2 separate regions of the Mus musculus genome follow, and region 1 is linked to region 2. The links are chromatin loops, found by intact Hi-C in ENCODE. Cell type or tissue: heart. All regions are shown on one strand. Each heading gives the region's core, and the rest is flanking DNA. Links, peaks and the distances in the headings are about the cores only. Region 1 overlaps Kctd10 (potassium channel tetramerisation domain containing 10). Region 2 overlaps Acacb (acetyl-Coenzyme A carboxylase beta).

Region 1 (5,374 bases), core at 133-5,132, 190 kb before region 2:
CTGGTGCTCAGAGAGCTGAGCCACCGGGTATTACTGAAGGTGGAGGATGGACGCCCACCTCCGAGGCGTGAGAACGGGAGGACGGGGGTCCCATCTTACCCTTCAGGAGTAGATGTGCTTGTGGTTCGGAATTGCGCCCTCGAGGCCGTGAGCAGGCTTTCCCTGACTTCTGTGAAAAGTTCAGTTCTGACCACCGTAGCACTCTCTGAGGCCCCCCACACCCCCAGTGGCCCGGAGGGTTTGTGCAGCCCACAGTAAGAATGAAATTCTGGCACGGGACCTTGGCTCCGAGTGCCTGCCCAGCATCTCCCCACCACCACATCGAAATCCAGGCGTGGTGGCACATGCCTGTAATTCCAGCATTCAGAAAGTGGAGGCAGGAGGACCAAGAGTTCAGGGCCCCGTGAGGCCCTGTCCTCCCCTCCCCCACTTGTGTTTAGGCTAGCCTGCTGTGCTTTGTTCCTGTGGAGCTTGAACACTGCGCCCTCCCAGTCCCAACTCCCAGGCTGCAGATCTCTGACTAATGCCTTCAGAATCCGGGAGTGTAGGAACTAGGCTGAAGCACTCGCTCATTTTATTACGTGCAATCCTCTCAGGAAAGTCAGGAGACTGACGCAGGGTGGCCCCTGGACCGTATCTGTGCCTGGCTCCTTTTTCATGGCCACCATTAGTCTGACTGGGTGCAGCTCAGTCCGCTCACCCGAGGACTGCAAAGCTTCTGTCTGGGTCCTGGCCAGACAGTGGTGCAGTCTGCTCCCCAGGTGGATCCGGCATACAGGCAGGTTTGTAAGTGTCATGCTTACCACTGCCGTGGAGTTACCATCTTTCTGTTCCTGTGGCTTCAAACAGTGTTTGGTGTTATCTTCCGCTCCTGTTCACTTAGCGCTGTGCTTATGACATCATGAGTCAATAGTCCCGGCTCAGGCGTTTCCCTGAGGTTGAGTAATTCCTTCTGCACATGTACTGCAGCTAGTGGGACACGTTGGTTTGATGGTCCCGCAGACATGTCCAGTTCCCAGTGTTGGGGATGTCAGACTTCCCCCTGGGGAAACGGGACAAGGGTCGGGACTTCCCTTTCCTGCCTCCCAACTCCAGGTCTGGAGCACTAAGCTCCCTCAGCTCCCACCGCTCCCTCGGCTGTCCGTGTCTTCCACTGTGCTGATTATTGCCAGAGCTTTCTCCTTGGTGCTGAGTCAGTGGGTAAGCCTCACAGTGGTCTAGCCTTCTGCCCGCACTGGGCTCTGTTGACCATTTAACTGTTGCCGAGGAGCTGTGTGATCCGGGTTAGGGTTCATTTTGCAGTTCCTAATTTCTGGCATGCTGTGCATCTGTTTGTCTTACTGGTTTGGGTTTCGTCTTTCAGCCGCCTGGCTGCATCTGGTTTGTAACCTCTTCTTTTCCTCACCGACTCCTCGCTGCTCTGTAGACGTGCGTGCTCTGGGTCCTGCTTCCTCGTGGGCTCTGTTTGCGTGGAACTTTCCCCAGACTGACTGACCTCCGCTTTCTTCAGTACCTCTACATTCATGCATGGCTTTTCTTGTTAGGTCTCTGCCTCCTTCCTTTTTCCTTCCCTCCTCTGCTCTTCCTCTTCCCTGTCTTCCTCCCCTCCCTCCCAGGGCTGGGACAGAGCCTGGGAACTGTCACTTGCTAGACAGGCCTCTGCCTGCACTTCAGCCCCATCCGCGGTTTCTTGATGTGTCTGCGATTCTCAGATAAGCATTGTGGCTGCTGTCTGTGACCTAAGGGGCATTTAGCAATGGCCAAAGGTAGTTTTGGTTGTCACAGCCTGGGTGTTGGGAATCTGCCTTACAGTACACTGGACAGGCTCCATCTCACAGATCTTCCCTGAGGCCTTAGGCTCAGAAATTTGGGTTGTAACAGGTATCTCTGAGTGACTGTGAAGGCTGGCATGCATTGCAGTTGTAAAGAGAGGCTTCCTAGGGGAGAAGAGGAAGGAGGGTGAGCGCCCAGGCTTCCCCAGAGAGGAAACACCAGTGTGCTTATATGAAGTCAGCCAGTAGTCTCCTGCTCCAGCGATCCCCTATCCCTGCCTCCTGCCCCCTGCCCCAGCAGCCTCAGTACCCTGAAAGCCACAGCGACTCACTCCTGGGGTCTGGTGTTTGCAGCGTCCCGACAGTCCTGCTGCTGCTGCCTCCGCCACCCATGATGTGATGTGCTCACTGTCACATGCCTGTAGTTAACTGTGTGTGCTGCCTACAGGCCAGTGCTGTGCTACGTGCTTTCTGGCCAGCCTCTGGCCACACCTGTATGCCCGTGCTGTGCATCCCATCTGCAGAGGAGACCTTGGGATAGAGCTTAGGGGAACACTGAACATGGAGCAGGCAGGTGGCAGAGCTGGGGTTCAGACAGTGGCCCTTGCTTGTCACCATTGTACTAGGTGCTGAGACGTCCTGGAGTCAGAGCCTCTTGGGCTACCCTGCCAGTCCTGCTGTCCCCGCGGCCCTGGAAGCTCTCCTCAGTGCTGTGTGCTCCAAGGCAGCAAGAGGCCACTTGATGGCAGTCTGTGGTTCTCCATGCTGGCAGTTGAGCTTAGTGTGAGGGATAGATGCCTGCTTTGAAAGCAACCAAAATATTTCAAGTCTGAATGCTAAGCTAATTGAAACCTCATGGAGTGTGCGCTGGCCGGCGCCTCTGCCCTTATTTGTTCAAAGTGCGCCTTCCCCACAAGCATTTCCTGGCATTCTTGAGTTGGAGCCCAGTGTCCCAGGCCGCCTTTTCGTTTACAGAAACTCTGGGCTGTCACTTGAGTAATGGATTTGGGGGATTTTGGCCTTTCCCCAGCAGCTTGAGCTGGTGGTGCGTTGAAGGCAGGACACAGGCAGGCTCCTTCCAGGCAGCTGAGTGCGTCATTGATGGCTGTTTCTCTCAAAGCTTGGAAATCTTTATTCTCAGTGGCTGAATCCCACGCCCCTACCCCTAAGTGACAGCAAGCATCTCCCCTGACAAGTGCCCTGTGACCTGGTTTTCCTGCTGCCCACTGCAGGCTGGATCCTCATTGACCGCTGTGGGAAGCACTTTGGGACAATCCTCAACTACCTGCGAGACGGGGGTGTACCCTTGCCTGAGAGCCGCCGGGAGATCGAGGAGCTGCTAGCCGAGGCCAAGTACTACCTGGTGCAGGGCCTGCTGGAAGAGTGCCAGGCCGCCCTACAAGTAGGCACCCCCTTCCCTACTCAAGCCCCAGGTTCACAGATAGGAGGGCCAGTCTCAAGCCAGACTGCCCTGATGTATCCAGAGATCCTGGGTCACCTCTGTGTGGGAATGGGCCCTTCAGCTCCCTGTCTACAGATCTGAGAGGTTCACTGTAGAACTTGCCTCCTTGTCCTGTCCTTTGTGTCTGAAAGCCATCCTCCCCTCCTGTTGGGCTGTCCTTCTCCTTGGCTACCCGAACACTGCCTCAGGTGCTCGGTCTGTTCCCTGAGAGGCCGCCCCTTGCGTTTTTACTCTGTATTGGTTTGTTCAGGCGTCATTTGAGAAGTTTCCCATGCAGAATTGGGTGGCCCTTGGCTTCTATTTCAGCCCAAGGAGATGCTGCATATGTGGGACTAGGAGCCATTGTCTTTTGGGGGCCTTCATGGTTGGATGATAGACTGACTTTTTCAAGGGAAGCCTTATGGGGGAAGATGTTAAGGAGTCCTCCAGGCGTGGTGGTGCCTGGAACTCAGGCACTCAGAAGGCAGAGGCAGGAGGGTCACGAGTTTTGAGGGCAGCCCAGGCTACCTAGCAACACTCTCATAAAGAACCAAAGAGGCCCTGGACTTTTTCTGTCTGGGTTGTAAGCATGGCTGGATGCTGTCCATCGGGGACTGAGCAGGCTCGGGGGACTTGCAAGGCGTTGAGAATAGTAACACATCTACGCTCTGCCCTGTCTCTCACTGCAGAGTACAGATCTTTCTCCTGCTTGGGGGCCGGGCCGGGCGGGGATGTCTGGGCTCTACTGTGGGCTTCAGGGCTCATTCTTTCTCCTTTCATCTGCTGCTGCCACTACAGTGGGGTGGAGCAGCTTTTATGCAGTCACCTGCTGCATCGAGGGCTGAGTTTTGAGTGTCCTCCCAGGCAGACAGAGTGGTGTGTCCTTCTGGGGGGGCAGACAGAGTGGTGCAAAGTGGCTTCTTTTCCCCTCTCATTGCCTGGCTTTCTGGCTAGCGGGCCCCCTGGGCTGAAAGCACGTTTTGTTCCAGCAGAACAAAGATACTTACGAGCCCTTCTGCAAGGTACCCGTCATCACATCCTCCAAGGAAGAACAGAGGCTTATAGCGACGTCAAATAAGGTGTGCCGAGGCTTGGGGTGTGTGTGTGTGTGTGTGTGTTTACTGAGTGTGGGGTGGTGTGAATGGGGAGGGTGTGTGTACCTTTGTATATGAGTATGGAGGTGTCTGTGTGTGGATGATGTCTCTGAGCGTGGAGGTGTCTGTGTATACCTTTGAGTGTACCTGTGTGAGTGTGAGGGTGTCTGCATTGTACCTGTGGGGGGCTGGGGAATGTTGGTGTGTGTGTGTGTGTGTGTGTATGAGTGAGTGAGTGAGAGAGAATATGAATGAGAATATGTGTATGTTGGGGGGGCTTGTCTGTGGCGGGGATATAAGGAGTGCCTGTGTATGCCTGTGTTTGGTGTGGGGCCGGGGGAGGCAGTACCCAATGCCTGCGTTTTGAGGGAAAGGGCATTCTGAGTGGGAAACCCCATCTCACACGTTGCCCCTGCCCCTGGAACTTGTAGCAACACTGCTGTAAGCTCTGCTAGCCTGTGCCCACAGCCTTCGGGCAGCCAGTGTGCCCTGCACCCCCAGGAGTAGTCACTCTCCTCTCCTCCCCCACAGCCCGCCGTGAAGCTGCTCTACAACAGGAGCAACAACAAGTACTCCTACACCAGGTAAGCGAGAACAGCAGCGGACAGCAGCGGCCCGGCCCGCCACTGTCCATCACTCACAGACCACACCTCAGCTGGGCGGGGTGGTGGGGGGGCATTCACCCATGTCATAAAATCCAGCTTCATGTCGTGCGGTTGAGTGACTTTGACACATCCACAGTGTGCAACGCCAGTACTTTATAGCATTTGGCCGTGTCGGCAAATGAACTGTCTCCCTCATCTTCCCAGCTGCCAGCCTAGAACTTGCTGCATCTTGTAACTGATCCCTCCCTCACTGTGAGGTTTTTAGGGTTCGTGAGCACTGTAGCACCATCACCGTGCCGTGCCCTTACAGCAAACGCCGTTTTATTGTCCCTCCTCAGCACGGTCTCCTGGGTCCTTTGCAGCTTCTGTCTGTTATAGATGCGGCCGTGAACATGAAAGTTCCGGCGTGTGTGGACATCAGTGGCCCTGTCTCTTGGGTCTCTGTGACTCTGGTTCAGTTCC
Region 2 (5,374 bases), core at 266-5,265:
CACCAGACCCAGTCAGCTGTTGGGCATAAGACCTGGGCAGCGCTGTTTGGGGATGGAAGGAAATCAATGTTTTCAAGGGCAAACAACAGACTGGTCCTTCTCGATGCGACTGCTCCGGATAAAAAAGGCTGCCATCTCCTGCTCGGAATAATGAGACAGGGGTTCAGAGAGGTCCTCTGGCCTCAAGTCCCGCAGCTGACAAACAGCAGAGCTGGGCTGGTAACCCAACTCTATCTCACCTCAGATTTTCATACTGAGGTAGGAAAGATTGACTAGGATACAAAGGCGAAGCACTGCAGGGTCGTCTCTGGAAATGAGTGTGGGTATGGAGGTGAGATCAGAGACGTTGCTCAACCCTGTGCAAATACACAGCATGGCCACAGACACCAGCAGAGCTCCAGCTGTGAAACGCCCCAAGTTTCTGATGTAGAATCGGTTGCCCCTGTGACCTCAAGATGCCCCTACAACACCCCGTGCCTCCTCTCATAGGATGAAATATTCAGGGGACCCAAAGGGGGAAGTGGTAGTGCACACCTGAAATCCCAGTTCCTGGGAGGCAGAGGAGGGAAGATCATGAGTTCAAGGCCAGCCTGAGCAGCATAGACAGACTGTTTCAACAAAACAAATTCTCGGGGTGGGTCAGGCAAGTCTGCAGACATGAAGCATCTAGGGAGGTGGGTGTGTCACTAAGCAATATGACACTTGCCTATGGTGCAGCAGACCTTGGGTACTGTCCTAGGACCGAAGAACAAAGAATCTGGAAAAGGATAAACAGGCTGTACACTGAAGGAGACTTGTCCCTGATAGGAATGTCCCAGCTGCCTCCCTGTCCAGGGCCCTGGCGTTCTCCAACACTCAAATCCCTTGCCCTCTACCATCCTGACCACCAGGTGATGGGTGGAAGGCAGTGTGAGTGCTGAGTTTCTGTTGTCAGTAATGGAAATGCAGGGAGAAGACTTGGAGCCAGGGGAAGCCACTGAATTTACTTTCCTACAGACAACTCAATACTGGGATCCCAGGAGCTGCAGAGATGGCTCAGCTGTTAAAGAGAGCTTGCTGTTCCTTTTGGGAAGCCAGCACTCAAATCAGGTGGCTTACAGCTACCTGTAATCCATTTCCAGAGGATCTGGCACCCTCTTCTGGCCTCTGATGGCATACACACTCTCGCATGCACATGCACATAACATGCACACATGCACCCATGCATGCACATGCATACACACACACAGCAAATACAGATACACATACACACACACACACATCATATACACACATAGAAATAAATCAAATCTTACATATAACTATGATACCAGATAAATAGACCTTCTATAATTTCTATTTCAATGTTTTAATTTAACTTATTTGTGGATGGGCTGCATGTATGTGGAAAGAAATCAGAGGACAACATTTAGAAGTCAGTTCTCCCCTTCCACTGGGTAGATTCCAGGAATTGTCTGCTGCCCTGGCTTGCCAGCCCAACCTTTGGGAATTTCTCAGGCCATACAACCTCCGGATGCCTTCTGGAATGATACCAGGTCAAGGGTGAACAATCAGAGTCCCTGGGCCGATCTTAATCTGCTGTGAATGGTTTAAACAGATTTAAGTGGTTCTGGGGGAGGGGGGGTCCAAAGAATTCTATATTATGATACACAATAAATCATACAAACGGCTCATTTCAAGGTCCTTTAATGGAACACAGCCAGTCCCATATAAACAGGTAGCTACTGCCACAGGAAACAGCAGTGAGTAGCTGTGAAAGGCTGTATTGTCACAAAGTATTTACTATTTGGCTTTTTAGGAAAACAGCACACTGACCCTGAGCTAGGCTGACATGGGGGCTTCATCAGCAGGCTATATATCTATACAACATATGTACATTTTATATATATATATGTGTGTGTGTGTGTGTGTGTATAATATCCATCTCAGCACTCAGAATATATATATGTATGTATATATATATATATATATATATATATATTTTTTTTTTTTTTTAAACAGGGACTACATATCTGTAATCCCAGCACTCAGAAAACAGAGGAAGAAGGAGCAGCAGGAGTTGAAGGTACCCTTGGGTGGAATGGTGAGTTCAAGGCCAGCCTGGGCTAAGTAAGAGTGCAGTGGTGCACCTTTAATCCCAATCCTCTGGAGGCAGAGAGATTGGATGTTGTAGCATGTGAGATTGGCTGACACCTACAAGCATGGCAAGTCACAGCTAGCTGATACTTCAGGTGTTATAAAGTCTGCCCTCTGTCACTACTGAGGACTTCTAGCAAGATGTGCCACAGGCTTCCCAGAAACCAGCGAGTGAAGCTGTGTGCCAATAAAACTTTATTTATGCACTCTGGCCTTTGAATTCCTCCTAGTTTTGTTTGTTTGTTTTTTACATGAACAGTGTTCTTCTCTTGATTGTTTTTAATTATTTAAAAGCATAAGAACCACTGCCCTCAGGCCAGATAAATGCAGATAAACTCATAATTTGCAGAGCCAATTTGGGAAAAAGAAAAGAAAAAGAAGAAGGAAAAAAAAAAAAAAAGGGGCTGGAGAGATGACTCAGCGGTTAAGAGCACTGGCTCCTAACCTGACCTTGAGTTCAATTCCTAGCAACCACATGGTAGCTCACAACCATCTGAAATGGGATCTGATGCCCTCTTCTGGCATGCAGGTGTATATGCAGATAGAGCATTCAAATACATAAAATAAATTTTTTTAAAAAGACTAATAGGTTACAATAAATATGGTTCAATTTTATAAATTAAACATCTGCTCTGAAAACAAGATTTGTCAAGTATCAGCTGTTGATCCAGGTGGAATTATATCTTTACTCCTCTTCGTGTTTATAATTTCCTTAGTTTGTTCATTTGGGCTTTTTTTGGGGGGGGAGGGGCTTTACGTGTGTGGGTTTTCCTATATAGCCCAAGCTGGCCTCTTAACTCAATCCTCCTGCCTCAGCAGTGCTAGGATTATAAATGTGTACCGCACTCCCTTATTCGGGCTGAATTCTCAGCAGCGAATACAGCATCCCTTTGGTGAGTGGTTTAAAGTGCAATAAAATGAAAGAGAAAAGGAAAACAGTGGGGTACGCTCAGAAAGTGACCTCAAATACAAAGCCTGCTCAGGATGTCTGGGTTTTCCCAAGGCTTCAGCCTCAATAAGTGTTGCCTCCCACAAACGTTATTTTCTCAAGGCCAAAGGGATGAAGATGGAGGGAAGAGTAGTGCGTCCCAGGGAACAATCTTGAGGCAGCTGTGTGGTGGGCAGAGCTCTCCAAACATCGTCACTGGTTGCCCACCTAGGCCGCAAGTTTGAGCGGTGGGATTCTTCCTGCAGCGGCCAAGCTAAGCTCGCATCTCTTGGGGCGGAAGAAGGGGGAAAGGCGAGGTGCTAAGGGGCAGACAGTTGACCTGGACGGAGAGGGGTGCGTTAAGTTTGCAAAAGCAGTTATTAAAATCGCGGGCTTACTTACTTTCCTGCGAGCTCAGGGAAACAGACCTTGCATTTGGCAGGGCTCATGTTGCCCAGCCTACCGGGCCAATCCCAACAGGGCGGGGGATGTGCAGTTTGCACCCCCTAATCACAGGAAGCGAGCAAGCCCGGCTCCCAAGGCACAGCAGGGTCACCAGCTCGCCACCAGAGGCGGAGGTTGAGGCGTCCTCGAGGAGGGGCCCTGGCCGCAGCTTGTGACAGCTGTGGGTCGCGGGACAGCGAGCCTCCCCGGCCATCCCGAACTGTTCCAGACTCTGGGAAACCCAAACCAAGGCCCGCCTGGCCACGCCCTCCCCAGGCCACACCTCTCACCGGGCACCCAGATCCCACCCATGCTGATTGCCTGGCCACGCCCTCCACATCCGCTTAGGCCACGCCCCATGGGCCAAACCTTCCATCCTGCTCCCAGCCACTCCAGGTCACACCCCAGGGACTAGTCCCGCCCAGACCCCGCCTCCTCCAGGGCTGTCCCTGCGCCATACTTCTGCCCCTGACCTTGAGTTTAGGACTCAAGGATGTATTTCACGTCCCTCCCCAGAACCCCTCCCGAGAGGTGGCGGTTGTGGGTTCCACAGCCCTCTGCACTGCCGTCCAGACTTTGGACACCCGTAGGAGGGATCCGAGGAAAATACTGAAAACTGTTCAGAAGAGGGAGGTCGCTTCAGAGCCTCTTAAGACATCCCTCCAAGAAGCACTTGACTTTTTAAGTTACATTTATTATTTATTTATTTACTATTCATTCATTCACTTGTTTGTTTGTTTGTTTATTGGCGGTTAGTGGCCCTTCCTCAGCAAGTGTGGAGATAAAGAAACCGATTTATTGGGCTGGAGAGATGGCTCAGCGGGGAAGAGCACCGACTGACCTTCTAAAGGTCTTGAGTTCAAATCCCAGCAACCAAATGGTGGCTTACAACCATCCATAACAAGATCTGATGCCCTCTTCTGGAGTGTCTGAAGACAGCTAGAGTGTACTTGCATATAATAAATAAATAAATCTTTAAGAAAAGAAAAAAGAAAAAAAAAACCGATTTGTAGGAATTGGTCCTCGCCTTCCACTACTTGAGTCCTGGAGATTGAATTATCAGGATTGGTGGCAAGCGATTTTACTGTCGGGGGCCACCAGGACCCCTGTTACGCATCAACAAAACGCGGACAAGCCCGGGAGCCCCCGTCTCATCCCCACCGCTCCTTAGCAGCACAGATGAGGAAGGTGTGGACCAGAGATGGACGTGAATCCTTGGGACAGGACTGTACTTAAGTAGGATCTGAAGATCATCCAAACGAGCATCTCCATGAGCCATTGGGGGAGGGGCTGGGGCGTGGCTTAGTGGTCAAGCACTGTGCGCTGAGCTCCAAGTCCGGGGTCTCCCTCTAGGGGGCACTAAGCACCCTGCCTCCACAACTGGGACCCTTGCCCAGGTTCCGAGGTTAGATGTGTTAGATCGTATGTTAGACACTTGAAGGAAAATAAAACGGGTGAGCAAAATTCTCGGTTAGGACTTTCTAGAAGGTTCCCCCGTGGTTTTAACTTCTCCTCCTCAAAAAAGGAGAAAAAGGAGGAAGGGAGGGAAGAAGAGAAGGAGGGAGGTAAGGGAAATGTTTTTCTTTTTGGAAGTTACCCACCAGTATCCAAAAGTATCCATCCTCCCACCGACCCAATTTAAAGTAACCGCATCAAAAACGGGGGGGGGGGGGAAATGAAGATACTCAAAACAGCCCTCCCTGCCCAGCTCAGGATCCTACAGAAGAGCCCTGCTCTGCAGCTTCCTGGCAGCCAGAGAGGTTTTATCTCCGAACTCCCGACACTCCCTCAATGTTCTGGGGGATAGCCTACTTTCCTGCTGACAGCGTGAAAGGCGCCTGCAACTTTCACGGGGGGGGGGGGGGG

What was found. Peaks named below come from ENCODE experiments on the same cell type or tissue, not always from the same donor. Only the 100,000 strongest peaks of a DNase experiment are listed, where the experiment ranks them.
Region 1: a loop joins it to region 2, with 2.4 times the contacts of the local background. A loop is called at or near these places in 4 of 42 quality-filtered maps.

The regions. Positions count from the first base shown.
Region 1 is chr5:114,367,859-114,373,232 of GRCm38, reverse strand. It overlaps Kctd10 (potassium channel tetramerisation domain containing 10), which reads left to right. Exons shown (of 7, transcript NM_026145.4): 3 at 3,005-3,174; 4 at 4,206-4,292; 5 at 4,839-4,891. Among named protein-coding and RNA genes, the nearest start is that of Kctd10, 10 kb to the left of the region's middle. In heart, for the core only: a CTCF peak has its summit at 2,525 (motif pointing right); DNase peaks (open chromatin) are centred at 1,022 and 2,732; H3K4me3 peaks cover 289 bases; H3K27ac peaks cover 3,302 bases.
Region 2 is chr5:114,174,283-114,179,656 of GRCm38, reverse strand. The region is part of intron 1 of Acacb (acetyl-Coenzyme A carboxylase beta); the gene reads right to left. Among named protein-coding and RNA genes, the nearest start is that of Acacb, 11 kb to the right of the region's middle. In heart, for the core only: CTCF peaks have their summits at 1,146 (motif pointing left), 2,657 (motif pointing left), 3,629 and 4,860 (motif pointing right); DNase peaks (open chromatin) are centred at 1,501, 3,826 and 4,766; H3K4me3 peaks cover 2,326 bases; H3K27ac peaks cover 2,078 bases.